Linked DNA regions of Homo sapiens: region 2 is linked to region 1. The links are chromatin contacts, found by Hi-C or POLR2A ChIA-PET in ENCODE. All regions are on one chromosome and are shown on one strand. The core of a region is the stretch at or near the end of the contact, and the rest is flanking DNA. Distances in the headings are between cores, read along the strand shown.

Region 1 (3,149 bases), core at 457-2,956:
AATTTGGGCTAGAGATGGCAATTAAATTGATAAGACACTGAAGATAGTAGATTCCTTAACCCAAAGTGGGGCAGTATAGAAAAAGTATTAGGTACCTAAACCTTTGTGGAACTCTTTCTAAAAAGCATGGCTATAAAGCAATGAGGCTGTTCATGTAGTGAACATAACTGAATTCCCACATCCAAATGAATCTAATTATCTCCAAACTAGTGGCTTTGGAGATTGGAGACTACCTCCAGTGATACAGCCATTGCCCAAAGCAATTCTGAAACACCTCCCTTGGGACTCTTTCTAAAGTCAGTTTATAGGCCCCCAAAAGAAAATCTTATAATCTCTTAGTCATGCTTTGCTTTTCATGAAAGCATTCATGAAAGTTCTGAGCTTGATAATCCATCATTCACCAGAACTGGTTCCTACAGCTTTTGGGGTTTTAGAAATCAAATGATGATGATATTCCCCTAATCCCCTACTGAGGATGTTCAAATATTGTGGCTTTAAAGTTATGACCATTTCAAAGCAAGAGTGCAGAATATATTTGGAATAGTGACAGCGTTGTTGGAGAAAGCATATGGTTTTCCAAAGCAAATCCGTTGAAGGAGCAGAAATCATATGGATGTATAAATCCTAGTTTGCTATAAATCTTATTACTTTATGCCTTATATGAATAATACCAGAAGGACTGAGATAAGCCATCATTAATATGCAGTTAAGGGGAAGATTGATGACATACTCCCACAAACTCAAGCTTTGAGGCTCTTATCACAGAAGGTGATAAGTACTCTTGTGGTACTCTTGTCACCCTGACCCAGTCATGACATTTCATGTTACTTACGATGGTGAAGGTGATTAAAGTAAATTTTGGATTCATTCAGCACTTCCCTTTCTCTCCATAAAATGCATGGAGCTTGTTAATCAAAACCAGTTTTCAGAGAATAATCCAGACAAGATGTAGCTTGTTAGTACTTGGAGTACTTTAGTTCTTGGAAGTGGGGTGTTGAAATAGGATTACAGAGAAGGTACTTAGTAGTGCTCAAATATTATGACACTGGAAGAGAAAGGCTGGTGTCTCATTTTCATTTTTTGTTTTACTAAATATAGTGATTCGTTTACTTACCGTTAATGTAGCCATTTATTTAATGTATATGCTCAATTGGTCTGATTGATCATCCCTCATGTATTAGTTGGCATCACCGTTACCTATTATTGGTAAGTAAACACCACCTACAATATACCATGGGCTGTTGCTTTAGATTACGAACTTGGAAAGGTGAATTTGGGTGGTGCCTCAAAAAGATAGATGCTCTACCCGAGCATCTATCATCTATGATCAACCATGAATCTATCATCCATGATCAACCAGAGGTAACCATGATGATCAATTCCTTAAAGCAATGTCATTAAACTGTGTAATAGGGTGTCAATAAACCAAGAACTTATTTCCCATTGAGTTTCTAATGCATGCTCAACAGTAGGAGGCATAGAAAGATAGACATCAACTTCTAACCCTGAAAGAGGTTGTCAGAGTCCAATTACAAAGTCAGGACTGATTCTCAGGGCTTGCCTGGAGAGCCGTACTGGTGAAATGCAGTTAAACTCTCAAAGGTGCTGCAATGTGCAGTGCCTGAGCTCAGAGCAGAGGGAGTTAGGAGGCTTGCAGAGGCCACTGAGTCATCCTGGGGCAGGTCCAGAAAGCACTGGGCTAGGCCTTAAGGCCACAGTGAAATTGGATAGGTGAAAGAAGAGAGGGCATTCCAGAAGGAAAATGAAATGTGATCAAAGGCACAGAGTAGAAATGGACATAATTTTATTTAGAGTGAGGATGTATGAAATACAAAATTGCCATTCAACATTTTTATCTGTTAGGGATCAGTACATTCACAAATTTTAAGGCCAGTAGGTAGGAGCTAACTGGGGCTGCCAGGTCAAGCTCCATCATAAGGAGCATTTTGTAGATATTTACTTTGGCTGAGTTTGCACCTTTTATATACAATCTCAAGAATCTTGAGCTTTATAGATACCTATAAAGTATTCTAAGTCCATAAATTTGGGCAATGCAGGTAAAATAAAATTGCTCTTTCATATTTCCTCAGCCTGCAAATGAAACAGTTTTCCTGATGCTGGGTTGTGTTGAAAAGAAACTCAGTAATATTTCAGTTGTCACTTATTCAAGTGCTTTTTATTTTTTTAAAAAATGAAACAAAACATGAAGCCCACTGCTTTGGGCACTGACTAAACTAACGTCTGTTCCAGTAGCCACAGTAATGGCAAAGGAATGTTAGTTATGTATCGTTTGTGGCTGACTCTTCTTTCGAGGAGAAATAAATTAACTCCCTGCCTTTCGCATTTCCTTGGTGCCTTAATGTATAGGTGAGAAGATGGCTGCTTTGCAAAAGGGAAGGTGTTTATATACCCTCATGGGACCTTGTCATTCTGTAGGGAACAGAGGGAGGAGTTTGACTGCCTTCTGGGAATGCAAACAATATAAATCCTGTCAGTCCCAAATACTATCCTGATTAGAAAATACACGTAATGACTCTGGGGTGACTTGTAATTTAGTGCAGTATGACTGTAAGCTGCCAACTAGGACAATATGATCCTGGTGGGTCATCTCCCATTCTCAGATAACTTAGCTCACTGATTTTGCCAATGTTGGACTATTTAAAGAGTTGACAATTATTTTAGCATTGGTAGAAAGGAGATCCTCTCAGATTTTCTCTGCTTTTTGGTCCTTTTCCCCAAACTATTAAATCTCTCCTCTTCCTCCTCCTCCCATTTCTCTTTCCCACTGACAACTCCTTCCCCCCTCTACCAATTTTTTTTTCTTTTTTCTTTCTTTTTTTTTTTTTCTTTTTTTTTTGAGATGGAGTCTTGCTGTTGTCGCCTCGGCTGGAGTGCAATGGTGCAATCTTGGCTCATTGCAATCTCCGCCTCCCGGGTTCTAGCAATTCTCCTGCCTCAGCCTCTTGAGTAGCTGAGATTACAGGTGTCCGCTACCACACCTGGCTAATTTTTGTATTTTTAGTAGATTTGGGGTTTCACCATGTTTGCCAGGCTGATCTCGAACTCCTGACCCCAGGTGATCCACATGCCTTGGCCTCCCAAAGTGCTGGGATTATAGGCGGAGCCACCGCGCCCACTGTTTTTTTTTT
Region 2 (3,149 bases), core at 485-2,984, 45 kb before region 1:
AGTTTTCTGGATAGAGTATGCCAAAATGGTCTGTGTGGTTTGACTGGCAGGATGCTCTGGGGAGTGGTTTCATAATTACCGTTCATGCCTCAGCTCTTTAATAAGGGATGAGCCAGGTACAACACTGTTTACTGGGGATTCAAAGCATAGCTGGTGCCTGCGGGGGGTCAAATCTAGTGGAGAGAAGGCTCATAAACATGAGTAATCACACCAACGGCTATGTATGCATTTCCTCTACAGTAGAAGGAGCTGAGTAAGCATTGGCATTGGCTGTTCCACCAGGCAAAAGGAGGATTCATGCTCTGCACGTCCTAACGAGGGAGTCCTGCCGAGGAGCTCTTCAAGTCCACCGGCATCCTAGGTCATTTCCATCTGGCCTTTTAGTTGACTCCTAAGACACTCAGATTCCCAACCACTTAACATTAATTCAGCAGTTGTGTTTGTGGTAAAAATGGACCCAGTGTGAACATTAATGTGGCTCTCCTTGCTGAGATGCCTGAAAAATCACCGCAGTGCAATCATGGCCTCTTTGCCTATTTTAACAATCCAGGCACCACAGTTCCTGCCCTCCAAGGACTTCCTATGGAATGCTGGCTGGGACCTTTGGTGACAACTCTTCTTCTTTTTTTTTTTTTTTTCTTTTTTTATTTGAGATAGAGTCTTGCCCTGTTGCCCAGGCTGGAGTGCAATGGCACAGTCTCAGCTCACTGCAACCTCTGCCTCCTGGGTTCAAATGATTCTCCTGCCTCAGCCTCCTGAGTAGCTGGGATTACAGGCACCCACAACCACGCCCAGCTAATTTTTGTATTTTTAGTAGAGACAGGGTTTCACCATGTTGGCCGGGGCTGGTCTCAAACTCCTGACCTTGTGATCCACCCTCCTCGGCCTCCCAAAATGCTGGGATTACAGGCATGAGCCACTGCGCCCAGCTGGTGACAACTTCTTAACTCAGCTTGTTAAAACCCAGATGGCTGGGCCCCACTTCCAGCGTTTTTGATTTAGTAGATCTTAGGTGGGGCCGAAGAATGTCCATTTCTAACAAGTTCTTGGGTGATGCTGATGCTGCTGTTCCAGGGACCACCTTTGAGAGCCAGTGCTTTACTACAGAGACTAAAAAGAAGCTCAAGAGTCAGGACTGATGAAGTGATAATTGGGGCAACAGAGGCCTATCACTCAGGGAGTCTGGAAGTGAAATTAGAGAAGGGAGGCATTGTGAACAAAAGGAGTTTCACTTGATAGGAAAAGATGGGCGAATGCTGAGAGCCAGTGTGCTTTTGGAGGACTTTTGTGAGATTCTGGGTCACTGGGCCTGGGAATCTGTATTTTTTAAATCACTCTCAGGTGATTCTGACACTCAGCCGGGTTTGAAAGCCTCTGTATATTCAACATCCTACAGTGCCTGGCACACAGTAGCTGCACAATGAATACTCACTGAATTGATACTAATTCCAAGTGGGTGTTGGGAATGTTTTTAGATTTCTAAACGTATTGGCCCATATACTTATTTATCTCATCAAATTCAGTCCTAAACCGCCAGTCAATAGAGGACTATGCTCTCAAGTAGAAACCGGAGTTTTCAAACAGAATTAATGTTCTCTCAGTGTCCAAGATTACAGAAACAAAAACCTGGCTGTAACCAAAGATGTGGCGTTAGTCACAAGGTACAGATTCCTGAGAACGGCATAACAGAAAATCCCCTTTCTTCTTCATGGCTGAGAATCTGCTTGGCTCCTTCCTGTCTGCACATGCATGCACGCCACTGCATGTTCTTCATTAGAAAATAATTAGAAGCAAACAGCTGTTATTCAAGCAAGCTGCATTTTGCCCACATCTTTCCAGAGTTCAATCCATTACCCCAGAGGGCAGGCTTATCCTAAAAAAAGAATCTCACTGCTTCAAACATGGCAAACCAAAATAGAAATGCGTGGCAATTCAGGTGAGCTTGAGCTAGCTCAGCTGAGGAAAGGTAACCACCAATAACGTTTCGCTACACTGCCTGAAATGGTACTTCTTTTGATTTGTTGGAGAAGCCCTGATCCAAAATTAGCAAATTAACTCAGCGAATGATGAAAATAATCTTTGTTGCTATTGGAAGGGGGGTAAGGCTGTGTGTGTGTGTGTGTGTGAGTGTGTGTATGTGTATGGATGGTGATGGGAGCTGGCTCTATTGAGTCTTTGACTTGAGGCTTTGGAGTTGGTTCGGTTCTGTTTGCAGCTTGAAACTGGAGTCTGTAGCCCTGAGTTGGGGGCCTTGTTTTCCAGACCTCAGCAGAACAAGGACTTTGCCTATCTCAGTATGAAATCAGAGAGTGGGGACAGATTATGTCTAGAGTCTTTTCAGCTATAATTTTCCAGTGCTCTCTGACAAGTGGCATAGTGCAGATGTTTATGGGCATGGCTAAAGATTGAAGGTGTTAACTGAATCATGTGAATTCAAAGCCATTTGGACCAAGAAGAATAGAAAAGAGGCCTTCAGGCTGGGCATGGTGGCCCATGCCTGTAATCTTAGCACTTTGGGAGGCCGAGGTGGGCAGACTGCTTTATCAGGAGTGCAAGACAGGCCTGGGCAACATAGTGAAATCCGTCCCTCAAAAAAAAAAAAAAAAAAAAAAAAACAAAAATTAGCTGGGTGTGGTGGTGCGTGCCCGTAGTCCCAGCTACTTGGGGGTTGAGGTGGGAGGATGGCTTGAGCCTGGGAGGTCGAGGTTGCAGTGAGCAGAGATCACACAACTGCACTCCAGCCTGGGTGACAGAGTGAGAACCTGTCTCAAAAAATAAATAAATAGAAAATAAAAAAGAGGCCTTTAGGAAACATTAACTGCCTCCAACGGTTTACACTTCCCAATAAACCAAAGAGGATTTTAAGATCTGGAGGTGTGGGGGAAAGACAGATGGTGGAGAAAAAAGATTTGCTTACAACCAGAAAGAGTGAGTCCTAGATCCATGACCAGTGAGATTTGCTGGTGGGCCCTGATACACTGGCAGGAGGCGCAAATAAAAGGGAATGGGCTTATATTATGGCAAAAGGAGTAGAGATTAGCATTAAGGAGAAGGCTGCCATTTTTCTTAGATAGTAGATTGTCTGCTAAGTGAAGTTATGAGATGCTATGGAAATTTATAGTCACTCTCTGGGGTTACTACCCAAGTTA

What was found. A loop is a pair of places that touch in the nucleus more often than their neighbours do. ChIA-PET counts read pairs that join two places held with the same protein, here RNA polymerase II (POLR2A). Pooled maps may share reads with other maps.
Region 2: a map of PC-3 shows a loop between it and region 1 (2.5-fold over the local background). The contact joins two enhancer-like sites. A Hi-C loop is called at or near these places in 4 of 168 maps with a recorded cell type or tissue (CD14-positive monocyte, PC-3 and transverse colon) and 2 of 50 pooled maps. POLR2A ChIA-PET finds 5 or more read pairs at or near these places in 3 of 52 experiments (AG04449, AG04450 and IMR-90).

The regions. Positions count from the first base shown.
Region 1 is chr2:69,137,793-69,140,941 of GRCh38, reverse strand. All of the region lies in intron 12 of ANTXR1 (ANTXR cell adhesion molecule 1), which reads right to left. Among named protein-coding and RNA genes, the nearest start is that of MIR3126, 36 kb to the right of the region's middle. Within about 2 kb of position 1,706, at least 11 of the 41 ENCODE cell types and tissues checked have a DNase peak (open chromatin) inside an H3K27ac peak, as active enhancers do.
Region 2 is chr2:69,183,041-69,186,189 of GRCh38, reverse strand. All of the region lies in intron 16 of ANTXR1 (ANTXR cell adhesion molecule 1), which reads right to left. Among named protein-coding and RNA genes, the nearest start is that of MIR3126, 81 kb to the right of the region's middle. Within about 2 kb of position 1,734, at least 2 of the 41 ENCODE cell types and tissues checked have a DNase peak (open chromatin) inside an H3K27ac peak, as active enhancers do.